3 separate regions of the Homo sapiens genome follow, and all the other regions are linked to region 1. The links are chromatin contacts, found by Hi-C or POLR2A ChIA-PET in ENCODE. All regions are on one chromosome and are shown on one strand. Each heading gives the region's core, a stretch centred on a gene start or an enhancer-like site at or near the end of the contact. The rest is flanking DNA. Distances are from core to core; before and after follow the strand shown. Region 1 holds the start of MANEA-DT (MANEA divergent transcript). Region 2 holds the start of LYRM2 (LYR motif containing 2). Region 3 holds the start of PM20D2 (peptidase M20 domain containing 2).

Region 1 (4,728 bases), core at 1,644-4,143:
TGGAGACCTTTCCCATCAGTGCTTATTAATTTACTAAATTCTACATTGTTTACATTCAGGAAATTATTGAACTAATTAAATCTATATGTATATATGAGAGATAAAAAAATTGGATGTGGCAGTTATTATGGCCATCCCATATTTGAAAACAAAATCAAGATTCAGAATGTAATAACATTCTATATGTGATAATTACAACAAAACATTGCTGACTTTCCAGTGATGTCAAGTAAAAAAAAAAAATTCTACATAAAAACACTGTGAAAAAAAGTGATGTGAAAGAAAAAAAGAATATTAACAACATTATTTCTATCATTGCCATCTCAACATTCCCTGACAATAGCAGGGGATAGGTAGAGCAGTCAGAGTTACAAGATGAGGCACTAGCAGCAATTCTAATCCAGTTTATAAACACCATTGTGCAATGAATAGAGTGTGATGCAATGAGAATCTACTTGCCTAATTTATTTACACTGGCAGTCATAAAGTACCCAGTTTTTAAGCAAGTGAGCATGCATTAACATATTTATAAAATAAAATCCTCTCCCTCTCATTTGACATCAGAAAATGTATTAATCATTCCCATAAATATATTAGAATAGGAAACAATGATTATCTCAATAGGTGCAGAAAAAGCATTTAATCAATTAAACTGTCACTCATGGTTAAAAAAAAGCAAACAACAATACATTATGAACTGGAAACAGAACACTTAATAATCTTGATAAAGTATTTACCAAAAACCCACAGCAAACATTGTTATCATTATAAAATGTTAGCAGTATTGCAGTAAAGTGAGGAATGGGACAAGAATGCCATTATTACTTCCATTAAACATTGCACTGGATGCTCTGTTAATAAATAAAAGAAAAAACTGAATAATAAGTGGTTTGAAAAGAGAGAAAGAAGGAAACCATTATTCTTATTTACAAATGATATGATTACCTATATAGGTCATCCAAAGATGTAACAGGGAAATAAAGCAAGCAATCAAAAAAATTCAGCGAAGCTTCTGGAGATAGTACCAATATATTGAAATTGATGCTCTTTTAATACAATGTTACTAAACAATTAGAAAATAGAGTTTAAAGAGAGAGATCTCTAATTTTAGTAATAAAACTAGGAGGCAATATAATGAAAGATACTCAATAAATTACAAAGCATAGTAGCACATAAAGTACCTGAATAAAATAAATATACCATGTTCATAGATAAGAAGACATTTCACTAAATCTCTAAATGCAATTCTCAAGTTGAATAAAATGCCCAATTGAAATCCAATTTTTTAAATGGATCTTGGCTGGCTCATCCTAAAATTTCAATGAAAGAGTAAAGAGCCAAGTATAGTTAAGGCAATTTTAGACAAGAATCATTAGGAGGAGGGGTTTGCAAAATGTTTTAATACATAGAGTTGAGTGCATGGGTGTTCATTATATTATTATTTGTCCTTTCTGTGTTTAAAGTTGCTACAATTAAACTTTTAAACTTGTAGAAGAAAGAATAGTTTCTGATGTTATGTTGGGAAGAATCTTGTAAGCAAGAAAGCAAAAAGCACAAAATTAAAATGTAAAATATTATTAAATTCAAAAAGCTGTATACTGAAGCATAAAGCTTTTGGCAATCAAGAAACATCATAAAAACTGGAAAGACAGTCCATAAACTAAGAGAAGACATTTGCAACACATGTAACTTACAAGAGAGAATTAAACTAGAAAAAATAAATATTATCTACAAAATAATTTTCAAAAGCAAGCAATTTAATAAAAAATGAGATAAAATTAAGAACAGGCTTTAGCAAAAGGGAAAATGCAAATTAAAAGAGCAATCAGATGCTCTTATCAGCAAAAACTTAAAAAGTCTAACAATAGCATAAGGGTAACGATGTGCCAGTCTAGTTTATGGGAAATGGACTTGTATACAGACGAATCTCAAAACCTCTCAAAACCTAAATTAGTGAAAAAAGGGGAAAAATGAAGAATGATTCACATATGAAATATAAAACTAGGAAAATAGTATTTTTAGGGAATCGTACATATGTAACTATTTTCAGAAATACAACGGAATGAGTAATATAAAATTCAGCATAATGGTGAACGGAAGGAAGGAGATGTTTTTAGAGAGTCTTCTTTCTAGAAGACTCCAAAAATACTGGCATTTTTTTTTTCTTAAGCTCTGTAGTGGGTACCTGGGCATTTTTCATTCTTCTTTAAGATATGCACATGAGATATACTCATATGTATATTTCCCAATTAAAATTGGTGTACAAAATCTTTTTAAGGAGAGCCCTTATGAAACTGTTCACATCAGCAAGTTCTAGCTTGAATAAGGACTTCCTGTTACTATGTAACCAAACAAAAGATAGCATTTTCTTGTTTTCTGAAGCTAATGTAAGATGGAAACCTTCAGTTGTAATCCTATTTCAAAAGTTCTTGCTCTTCACATCTGACTTATCCTCAATTATTTCTAGTACTTCAGTACAGATGTGATTTTATAGAATACATTCGCAAATTAAAAACGCCATCTCCATCTGCCTACCTTGGGCTTCCAAGTAAAGTTCTATTTTTACAAAAATCAAAACAGTTCCTCAACTTTAAAAGTTTGAAAACCAGTGTACTTGTAAAGCACTTGATGCAAGCAACTTCTGAATGTTTCACATAAAAACAAACAAAAATGTGTCCTCTGTAATACAGTTAGAGCCTCCCAACAGAGCCTCAGAAGACCGTTTCTAAAGGCAGTGAGTTCTACTTGCAGAAATAGGGCGGGAGTGCAGTCTGACTCCAATCCACACGTCCTTCCCCTCTGACAGAACGCCCCAAAACGCAGTCCTCTCTTTCTTCCGCGCCGCTCCCGCCCTAGTCCTCTTAGACCCGCGACCGGAGGCTCCGGAAGACCCCGAGCCCCGCCCGCTCCGTGACCCCGCCCCCACCCGTCCCGCCCCTGAAAGCGCCCGGAACGCTGTGCGCGCGCCTTCGGGGAGGAGGGGCTGTCTGGGCTCGGGGCGCGGCGGCAGTCAGCTCTATGTTCGCGGTCTTAACCTCTCCTCTGGCCGAGTCCTTGCAAGAAGTGAATTACCCGACCCTGGTGAGTAGCTGCAGGAGTCAGACCTCTTGGAGGCGGCGGCGCCAGCAGCGGCGGCAGGCACGAGGTCCACCGCGGGCGCCTGCGCGCTCGCCCGCCAGCCAATCTGGTGGCCGCTTTCCTCCGGGCGCCCTTTGACCCGGCGCCCCTCTGGCAGGCGCTGGTGGCGCCCAGCGGCGAGCCTGTAGCCCCCTCGATTAACCTAGGCTGTCACTCTTAGGCCTGTTTTAGTCTGCGTTAGTTTTACTGCCTTTTACACTGCTTTATCCCCACCTCACTGGCCTCGTCGCCGCCTCCTCTTTGAAACGGTACCTCCTGTCGCCTCGGATTTTCCTTGTCTCCCCGACAAGGTGGAAATTTCGGGTCGGATGGAAGCCTTTTTCAGCACCTTCTCCTTGTGCCCCCAGACTGCCTCTGGGCCTTGAGCCGACCGGGAGAGTAGAAGGATCGAGGCCTGCTGGGCTCTGGGTGCAACGGAAAGGTAGCTGTCGCCTCTGGGCATCGGGAGGAGACCGCCCGATGGCGAGGCCGCTAGAGATGGTTTTTCAGTTCACCTGTTAACGTGTTTGGCACTGTCATCTTAGACTCTTAGCCTTTGCTAAGTCGGGATGCAACAGTGCTGGATTAGTGTTTTTGTTGTTCCTTTTTCCAAAGAAGCAACTTGAAGTACAGGCAGGTATAACTGTTTGGTTTTGTTGTTGTAAGACCCTACGGATAAGTGTTAGGAGAAAATGTGGAAGTGCTATAAAACAACAACAAGGGGGGGATAATGTTGATTAAGAACTTGAAAATAAGAAAAATGGGACTGGAATAGGCTGTTCACGTTAAAGTATTGAGGCAGTAGTTTGAAACAAAAATATAAAGTAAAACCTAGATATTGGTGATACTGTATCACGTTGTTTGCAAATCACTTTCATGACAATACATCTATTTCAGGTGTATCACACCTGAAAAAAACATGAGTGCTGTGAATTTGTGGATTTTCAGGCTCAATGCAGAAAAACACCCCCCAAAACAAAAAATCACAACAATGAAAACACCATTTCCAGAGCTGTTGCTGTTATTCGTGTGACGAATAGTGAATGTATGATCATAAAATAGAATAAGCTGTCTTTAGATGAAGTTTGGGCACAGTTTATGGAGTAGGTAACAGTTAATCATTGTTTATTAGGTACATAATCCTTAATTGAAAACATAACCATATAGCAGCAGCTTTCATCTTGTGTCACAAAAATAACTGGTGTATCCTCTAAATTTGATTTGTCTAATACCTTAAAGGAAGGCAGAATAGCATGGACAAGAACTTGAGTTCTTGAGCCAGACTCGATCTGCTCCTTGCTAGGTGATTAACCTTAGATTGGTTTCTTGGCCATTTGCTGGCCCAGAGATTTTTGAAAAAGTTACCAACTGCTCAGCTTCATCATTTGTAAAATGAGGTTAAAAAAAATTCTGCGGCCTGGCGCGGTGCCTCACGCCTGTAATCCCAGCACTTTGGGAGGCCGAAGTGGGTGGATCATGAGGTCAAGAGATCGAGACCATCCTGGCCAACCAACATGGTGAAACCCTGTCTCTACTAAAAATACAAAAATTAGCTGGGCGTCGTAGCGTGCGCCTGTAGTCCCAGCTACTCTGGAGGCTGAGGCAGGAGAA
Region 2 (4,680 bases), core at 1,354-3,853, 5.9 Mb before region 1:
CTTTATTGAGATACAATTCATACCTTACATTTAAAATGTACAGTTCAGTGGATTTGAATATATTCAAGAGTTGTGCAGCCTACACCACAAGCTAACTGTAGGATATTTTCATCACCCTGAAAAGGAACCCTACACCCATTAGCAGTTACTCCATTCCATCTACAGCCAGCCTAGGCAACCACTAATCTTTCTGCCTATTCTGGACATTTCGTATGAATGGAATCATCATGTGATCTTTTGTGACCGGCTTCTTTCACTTAACGTTTTCAAGGTTTATCCATGTTTAGTATATATAAGTCCTTCGTTTCTTTTTAGTGCCAAATAATGGCTATGGGCATGGGGTAGAAGTGCTAACTCATACAGCAGCTGTTTCATCTTTTGAGGAACTGACCGTCTGTTTTCTGAAGTGGCTACACCATTTTACATTCCCACCAGCAATGTATGAGGGTTCTGTAATTTCTGTACATCTTCACCAAGACTTATTATTATTTCTCTTTTTAATTACAGCCATTCTAGTGAATGTGAATCTCAGGGTTGTTTTTTTTTTTTTTTTTTAGAGACTGTCTCACTCTGTCACCCAGGCTGAAGTGCAGTGGCACGACCTCAGCTCACTGCAACCTCCACTTCCTGGGTTCAAGTGATTCTCCTGCCTCAGCCTCCCAAGTAGCTGGGACTACAGGCAATGCACCACCACACCAAGCTAATTTTTGTATTTTTAGTAGAGATGAGGTTTCACCATGCTGGCCAGGCTGGTCTTGAACTCCTGACCTCAAGTGATCCACCTACCACAGCCTCCTAAAGTACTGGGATTACAAGCATGAGCCACTACACCCGACCTCATAGTAGTTTTGATTTACACTTCCCTAATGATTGTGTCCAGCATCTACTGGCCATTTGTTAGTGGTTTTTTTCTTCTTTTAAGAACTGCTGAGACATCCATAAACATTTTCAAAATGCAGGGTATGTTTTTCAGTGTTAAGGCAACTGTTCTGATGTGTTTTTCCTTTGCTCTCTATCACCAAATACTGTACATATAAATAGTAAGACTGGGCTTTGTGTTGTCCATTGTTAATCCTAAATGCAACAAAACACATGGAGACTTTGAAAATCCTTCAGAATAATGCTATAGTTAAGATTTTGCTAAAGCAAGTGTTTTTTCTAACTCCTTGAGCTGCATATTGCCTTGAGTAATCATCATCCGGATTGTATCCTGTAGAATAAAGTGAAATCTGGTTATAGTTTTACCTGGTTAAACAAGGTATAGCTATACCATTTTATCTGTTAAAATCAAGAACCAATACTACCTATTGGAACTGCTGCCTTTTAGAAAAGCTAAAAGAGTTCCACATACATACATATAAAATGTACAACATAAAAGTCAAGTGATGATGCTGAAGAGTGTAGATACTCTTTTATCTACATATTTTAAAATACTAAATTTTAAAATAATAATTTAAAATCGGTAACATTACAAGCAATGATCAAGATATACCAGCTCAGTGGCACTATATTCCAAGATGTCTGCTAAACTTAAAAAAAAAAATTCACTGATCAATAAAAAGGGTTAGGATCTGTCCTCACCATGATTTTGTTCTCACCTCTTCGGTGGCACTTTTGTTTCTTCTGAATTCTTCTCTTGCCCAATCTTTCAGGTATTTGCGATCAGAATCATTTGGAACTTGCCGAATTGTTTGCAAAATCCTTCTGTAGAGGAGAAGAACTTGTTGCCTTCTTACGAACTGTAAAAGGGAGGAGTAAATAGCAATTACTACTGCACAATCGCCAGCCTGGAAAGTTCTACTTCAGCAAACCAAGCTGTAACCAGAGTACTTCTCGTTGGTCAATTTTGAAAAAGGCAAAGAAAAACTTTTTTTTTTCTTTTTTTGGCCAGATGCAGTGGCTCAGGCCTGTAATCCCAGCACTTTGGGAGGCCAAGATGGGAGGATCACTTGAGCCCAGGAGGTCTAAGCTGAGGTAAGCCTTCATTGCGCTACTGCACTCAGCCTGGGCGAGAGTGAGGCCCTGTCTCAAAAAGATGTTTTAAAGAAAGCATCACGAGGTTCATCTGATCTTTTTGCTTACTGCTCTGTCAAACCTAAGAACCATTAAAAAATCAGGAGCTGCCTACCGGGCTGAAAAGGGCTGCCGGTCTCCTAGAAGTTGTTATTACAACGACAGCACTTTTTCTAAATTAACAGTTGTTCAAATCTTTGGTAATCTCATTTGCTGTTTGCCACAGCTCAGTGCAATAGACTTTTACCGTGGGCACTGGGCAGCTGAGGCACCGGGACTCAGGGAAATCAAGCGCCTGACGCTGTCTCACGCGATCGCACCAAACCAAGGAAGCAGCCAGTGCCTCCCGTCAGGCCCCGCGGAGCGAAGCACCGCCCCGCAGGCATCGGGCCAATCTCAGAGGGCGCGCACGCCGCATCAGGACCCCGGAACCCGCCCCGTTGGGGATAGGGACAGATGGAGAATCCAGCTCAGACCCAGGTAAGCTGCTTTGGAAGGCAGAGAACCGCCGGTACCTGCTTTAACGTTAGCGTCGCTGGGGGTAAGCGGGAAGCAGCCATGTCCACCAGAGGTCCGCCGGAGCCTCAGCGCGCAGGAGCGGAAGTGGGGTTCGACCAAGGGGTGTGGCGAGCCCGGTTTCCTAGGAGACGGCCCGCGGGTTGCTCTCGGACTGAGAGCGCGAGGCTTCGGGACTGAGCCCTAGCTGCTGCGCTGGCCGAAGTTTTCTCGTCGGTAAAATAGGATAACAGTGCACCATAGGGTCGTTTTGATAAAGAAGAAAGGTAGGGCACTTAACACAGTTCCTGGTAAAGAGAGTTCAAATGAAAGTGAAGGAGGCCGGGCGCGGTGGCTCTCACCTGCAGTCCCAAGCACTCTGGGAGGCCTGTAAGGTGCCTGTAATCCCAGCTCCTCGGGATGCTGAGGCAGGAGAATCGCTTGAACCCGAGAAGTGAAGGTTGCAGTGATCCGAGATCGCACCACTGCACTCCATCCTGGGCGACAGAGCGAGACCCTGTCTCGAAAAAAAAGTTAAGGTTTTTTTGGGGGAAAGAGGTGAAAACGTATTTAAATGTTCTTTCGAGCCTTTAAAAATGTGTATAGTTGAAAATACTAAAATTGAAAGTGTTAATTTCTTTTACAGTTTGTGTTGGTTTTTTCTCTTTCTCGTTTTTGTCCTGTTCTTTTGTAGCGCAAAGGTTTTCCGGGAGCGGTGGCCTTCATGATCATTTGAAACAAAGCTTTGAATGGCTCACCCACTTCAGTCTTAAGCACTTTTCATCACTAATAACGAGGAGCCTAACATCCCTAAGCCTCAGGCTTTTGCTTTTATTTCCTTATAGTTGTTTTATCTTTCCCACAATACACATGCCTTTGGGTTAAATCACTAGAAGTGGAGTTAGCGAATCTTTGCCATATTAATTTTCCAAGTGGTGTTGTATCGAATTAAAATAGAACGAAAAATGTTCAATTACTAGTTTACTGGGGACTTGCTTGCCTCGCCTGTTAGCATCCTGGGGCTCCCTATTCCTAGCTGTGTTCTGGCTATTTCCCCTCTCCTGGCCTATTACCTCCCCTGTAAAGTGAAATATAGCATCTACCTCAGTTGTGTATCTCTAATGTACTGAGAACAGGTCCTGGCACATGTAAGAACTCTAATCATTAGCTCTTTTGAACTTTACCAGGCATTGTATGAATGATGCTAACTGCATGATCATATTATCAATAATATATGCCAAATTTTGTCTAATACATTAGCTGTAATAGTTAATTGCTAACTTTTTAAAAGGAGTGAAGTTAAATACCCCTCGCCATTTTTAGTTATACTGTTTTTGTGAATTGTTCATGACTTGGGTCCGTTTATGATGAGGACATTTATATGGGCTCTATATTTTTTGTCATTTCTTTATACATACAGAAACTTTATACAATCATGTATTTTTGTGCCTTTTGAGGCTTTTCATTTCCCATTCAGGCCTTTGTAATTCGTTTTTTAAAAACTTTAATTTTTAAAATATTTACTCCATCTAGAATTTACTTTGGTTTACAGCATCACGTGGATCTAAGTTCTTTTCTAGATGTTAAGCTGTATCAATACCATTGATTACATAACTCATTCCTTTTTCGGGGCTTTATGATGGATGCCTTTTTGACTGTATGATAAATTCTTTTAGGGTCTGAGTAATCTGTCCAGAATTGTTTCATTTAGGGTTAAGTTTTTACTTTTTGTTTTATATGTTTTTATTATCTGGCAGGACTCTAGTTTCTTGTAAAAAATCCATTAGTACTGTTCTCTATAATCTTTAGAAATGTTTTGTATCATTTCCCTCCAAATCATCTTGTGATCTTGGTTGGAATTTTGAAGTAGTGTTGAATCTATACATTAATATGTGAGAAAGACATTTTTACATTATTTCTTCTTCCCATCAAGAAACACTCAGGCCAGGTGCGGTGGCTCATGCCTATAATCCCAACACTTTGGGATACCGAGGTGGATCACCTGAGGTCAGGAGTTCGAGACCAGCCTGGCCAACATGGTGAAACCTCGTCTCTACTAAAATACAAAAAATTAGCCGGGCCTGGTGGCGCACGCCTGTGGTCCCAGCTACTTGGGAGGCTCAGGCAGGAGAATCGCTTGAACCTGGGAGACGGAGGTTGCAGTGAGCCGAG
Region 3 (4,180 bases), core at 1,443-3,942, 6.4 Mb before region 1:
TTCTCAAAGTTATTGAGTCAGTTGTGATGACAGCTGGTTTTCTAAGCAGCCAGGAAAGAAGAGGAATCTTTATATATTTTTTCCCCTTTTTTCTCATCAGGAGCCAAGAAAGAACATTTATATACTTTAAAACCAGTCCTCAAGAGAGAACTATCTGCACTCCTCTCACCCCCCCAAAAAGGTTATACATCTTAATACTAAATTCTGGATATTGTATTGTTTCCTCAGATCCAGCACCAGCTAAAGGAAGGGAGCTTGTATACATTTTTTTTTGTTTCTAATAAAAACATACAGGTTCCTTACCAGTAGCACATAGATAGGGTAGACAGTTGTATGAATATTATGGGTACAAATGAAAGTAATAGTAAGAATTTATGAGCTGACCAGATTCTAGAAAGCCACATGTCCAACTCCATCAGCTTCCAGAAGCAATTCTTCCTGCCCCCAGCTCCACATAAAGGACTGAGAAGTCTAGGAAGAAGCATAACAATGTCTATTGGTAGTCAGTGTCGTTTAATGGTTAATTGCTGCCATTATTCAGTTAGTTTATTAGATTCAAGAAGAATAATCAGCCAACAAATATTTATTAACACAGAGGAAATGCTGACCATAAGATGTTAGGTGCTGGGGAATGCAGTGGGAAAACAAAAGAGTTTAAAGCCTGGAGGGGAAGATAAACGGTCAGCAAGTTATCACAGTTTATCAAATAAATGAATTCAAGGGTGCAAAATACCATGAGCAAGAAATACAAGGTGTCAACAGTAGAAACTGAATACATACGTGCCTGTGGGCATGTATACCCACCCACCCACCCACATATATACACAAGGAACAGAGCTTGAAATGAATCTGTCTTTCCTCTACCTCAAGTGGCAGCTTTGTTAATTCCTGCAAAGCAATATAAATAGCAGCTTCTATATGAAATTATATGCATCCCTTTTCTGTTGCTGTTTATTGATGCCTGAGGAGGGCAAACATGGGTTCTACTGATGTCAGCAGGCAGAGTTGCTGCAGTAAAATTTATTCAAAATGAGTGTTGTGGGTTCTGATTTGAATAGATAAACTGGAGATGCATTTATGAATTTGCATGTCTGTTTACACAAGCAATAGACCATGGTGGCTGAAAGTCAGCCACTGGAGGCTGACTCTGGCTTCTGTTCTACAGTGGGTCCACTACTTACTAGCTCTATAATCTTGGACATACATCTGTAAAATGAAGATAAATAACCACATTAACCACCTCATAGTTTGCTGTGAGGATTAAATGAGTTAACAAATGCTAAGCCCTTGGAACAGTGCCTAGCACAGAGTAATTGCTCTACAAATGTCACCTATTGCTTTTGCTCTCCAATCCCCCCTTCTCCCCTTTTTTTAGCCAACTAACTGAGCAGGATAATATTGGATCTCGTGGATACAGGGTAATTTTCTTCAGCAGAATACCAGAGAAAGATTTATTATCGCCAAGGGGGCCCAGGAATTTAATAACACATTTGTTGTTTTTAGAGCTGAGTTTTTGTTGGAGTGTTAACTGAGAAAGAAAGTTTTCAGACGTGAATGGAATGTGACATTTACTCTGGTATTATTAGCATATAGAGTAGTAAAAACAGTAGTTGATAGTCTTCGTGCATGTTAGCTTCCCTTAGACTTATTTTCAAAATATTCATTTGGTTTATCACATTAATATATTGTGTCCCATTTAACATAGTTGAGACAAATTAAGGAAAGATGATAGGGTATGAAGAGCTGATAGAAGCTTTTAATATGTGGAAAACCTCAGAATATAAACATCTACAGTGTTATTAATAGGCATACCGTCAACAACAGTTTTTCAGACTTTGTGGTTCACTCTGGAGAAAAACAAGAGCATGACATCTTGAATTTCTTCACTGGGTAATTAAAAAACTCAGTTATAATGTAACACCAGCTGCACATATCATGTTAGTGGAGTTCAGCATCAATTAAAATTATAAACGAAACCTGTCATATGTTCCCTTTCAAAGCTGTTCAAGACAACTGTCCAAATCAACAAAACAGTATGAATATTTACTACCATAAATCTTTTAACTCTTTGGTTTTAACTCATTTCAAATTTTTAGTTCTACTCTATTCAAATAAATTATTATATAATAGCTAATACATACCAAGAGCTTACTGCATAATCTAGCTGCTGTTCCAGACATTAGTAACCAATGAGAAAACTGTAGAGAGTAGCTGCAGCTTTTAGTAATACAATGTCAAGGAGAAGAAAGTGGGGGCAGTACCGAAACTTACGTACAGTACCGTCGTTAGTACAGCATTGACACTGACGGCCTCCTTCAGGAAATACAAACCTTGTGAGGTTTTAATTACTAATGCTACAGAGTGGCGTTTTTCCGAGGACTGTGTTCCACTTGGTCTGTCTCTGATGGCTATTAACTAATAACCGTTCTCATTCTGCTGCTGTGGGAAATAAGCAACAACGGAAAAGTAATCGATAATCTTAGAGCATAACTCAAAGGCCAGAGCAGCCAAGGAGGTGGAAGAGTCCCGAGCCCTGCCTTCTCCACAGCACCCCCAAAACCCCACGGCGGGGCAGAGCGCCTGGTAGGGTACGAGCGGCCGCCAGCGTTTCCCGCGCGGCGCCGGGGGCGGCCCCGGGACTGGGGGTGGTGCCCTGGGAGCTGTGTGGCCGCGTGCGCGCTCCGCCGGGGTCCTGGAGGCCTCTGGGCGCGTGCGCGGGCGGTCGCTACCTGCGGCCGAGCCAGGGAGCGAGAGGGCGCAGAGGGCAGCGGGCTTGGGCAGCATGAGGCCCGGAGGGGAGCGGCCCGTGGAAGGGGGCGCGTGCAATGGCCGCTCCGAGCTGGAGCTACTGAAGCTGCGCTCGGCGGAGTGCATCGACGAGGCGGCCGAGCGGCTGGGGGCCCTGAGCCGCGCGATCTGGAGCCAGCCCGAGCTGGCCTACGAGGAGCACCATGCCCACCGCGTGCTGACGCACTTCTTCGAGCGGGAGCCGCCCGCGGCCTCCTGGGCAGTGCAGCCGCACTACCAGCTGCCCACGGCCTTCCGCGCCGAGTGGGAGCCGCCGGAGGCCCGGGCACCGAGCGCCACGCCACGCCCGCTGCACCTGGGCTTCCTCTGCGAGTACGACGCGCTGCCCGGCATCGGCCACGCCTGCGGCCACAACCTCATCGCTGAGGTCGGGGCGGCGGCCGCGCTGGGCGTGAGGGGGGCCTTAGAGGGCCTCCCCAGGCCGCCTCCGCCCGTGAAGGTGAGGTGGGGCCCGGGTGCGGGACCCTATCCGACTGCCCGGGTCGGGGGCGACCCGGGAAGGGCGGGACTCTCGTGCGTCCCGCGCGCCTCGGTGCCCTCCCGCCCGGGGCAGGTGTGTGTGGGACCGCGCTAAACCTGCGGTCCTCGCCTCGGCGCAGGAGCAGAGCTGAACCCCCAGTCAAAGTCAGTTCGCGTTGCCGACCTGGCGACATCTTGCAGATTATTGTTTCCTCCTCTCTAGTTATAAACAGCTCTGCTGAGTTGTTCCCTTAGGAAAGAACTTACACCCAAGCCTGGTGTTTGTTACGGGTTATTTTTGGTAACTGAGAGAGGCAACAGCAATTTGCTGACAAGGTTGTGCCATCAATCTCAGGAGGAAATAACTTCTTGTAGGTAATCCTACGGCCCCTTTTTATTCGTCTCCAAATAAATCTTTTGTTTGTGGCAGTCCTAGAAAATGTGATTCAAGTCATTGGTATTTGGATAGGAATTTTCAGTCGCTAGAACCACCAGACCCCTAGAAGTATACAAATAAAGGGGAAGTGAATGAGCATTATACATAGATGAGTTCATCCTTAAGTCTTAATTTTTTTGTTTTATGATTTTAAGAAATACCTCGACTCTTTAAACAGGGAAATGTCGTTTATGTTTGTCGTAGGGCAAGTTTAATCCTGTTTTACTCTGCTTTTCCAGATGGTATATTCTACACTATGAGCTAAGATTCAATCGTCATTCAGTTAAGGGGAAAACAAATGTTTTATTTTCATACTCTTTAGTTCATTTCCCCCAGTGTCAGTAACCTTCCTCTTTTATCCTAACACTACATCTTTTGTGGCTTTTTCACTTTAGCTGCCTTCTTTTTTCTGTCTCTGGAGGCTCGTTTTTGCATTTGTTAGGTTTTTGTTTGGGTTGGGGGAAGCATGCTTTGCCA

The links. A loop is a pair of places that touch in the nucleus more often than their neighbours do. ChIA-PET counts read pairs that join two places held with the same protein, here RNA polymerase II (POLR2A). Pooled maps may share reads with other maps.
Region 2: a loop to region 1 is called in a pooled map, with 9 times the contacts of the local background. The contact joins the promoter of LYRM2 here to the promoter of MANEA-DT in region 1. A Hi-C loop is called at or near these places in 6 of 50 pooled maps.
Region 3: a loop to region 1 is called in a pooled map, with 9 times the contacts of the local background. The contact joins the promoter of PM20D2 here to the promoter of MANEA-DT in region 1. A Hi-C loop is called at or near these places in 1 of 37 single-sample maps with no recorded cell type and 6 of 50 pooled maps. POLR2A ChIA-PET finds 5 or more read pairs at or near these places in 1 of 52 experiments (T-cell).

What each region holds. Positions count from the first base shown.
Region 1 is chr6:95,574,558-95,579,285 of GRCh38, forward strand. It overlaps MANEA-DT (MANEA divergent transcript), which reads right to left and starts at 2,894. Exons shown (of 3, transcript NR_104136.1): 1 at 2,536-2,894. It overlaps MANEA (mannosidase endo-alpha), which reads left to right and starts at 2,978. Exons shown (of 5, transcript NM_024641.4): 1 at 2,978-3,081. RefSeq lists silencers at 2,718-2,797, 2,848-2,937, 3,218-3,277 and enhancers at 3,074-4,014, 3,478-3,577.
Region 2 is chr6:89,636,144-89,640,823 of GRCh38, forward strand. LYRM2 (LYR motif containing 2) reads right to left here and starts at 2,604. Exons shown (of 3, transcript NM_020466.5): 1 at 2,529-2,604; 2 at 1,599-1,739; 3 at 1-1,210. The coding sequence starts at 2,573. The coding sequence ends at 1,130. It overlaps MDN1-AS1 (MDN1 antisense RNA 1), which reads left to right and starts at 2,389. Exons shown (of 4, transcript NR_111915.1): 1 at 2,389-2,493. RefSeq lists enhancers at 1,352-2,551, 1,904-2,133, 2,354-2,403.
Region 3 is chr6:89,143,363-89,147,542 of GRCh38, forward strand. PM20D2 (peptidase M20 domain containing 2) reads left to right here and starts at 2,693. Exons shown (of 7, transcript NM_001010853.3): 1 at 2,693-3,247. The coding sequence starts at 2,783. It overlaps LOC101929004 (a long non-coding RNA gene), which reads right to left and starts at 3,504. Exons shown (of 4, transcript XR_942766.4): 1 at 2,331-3,504; 2 at 385-471. RefSeq lists a silencer at 2,510-3,439.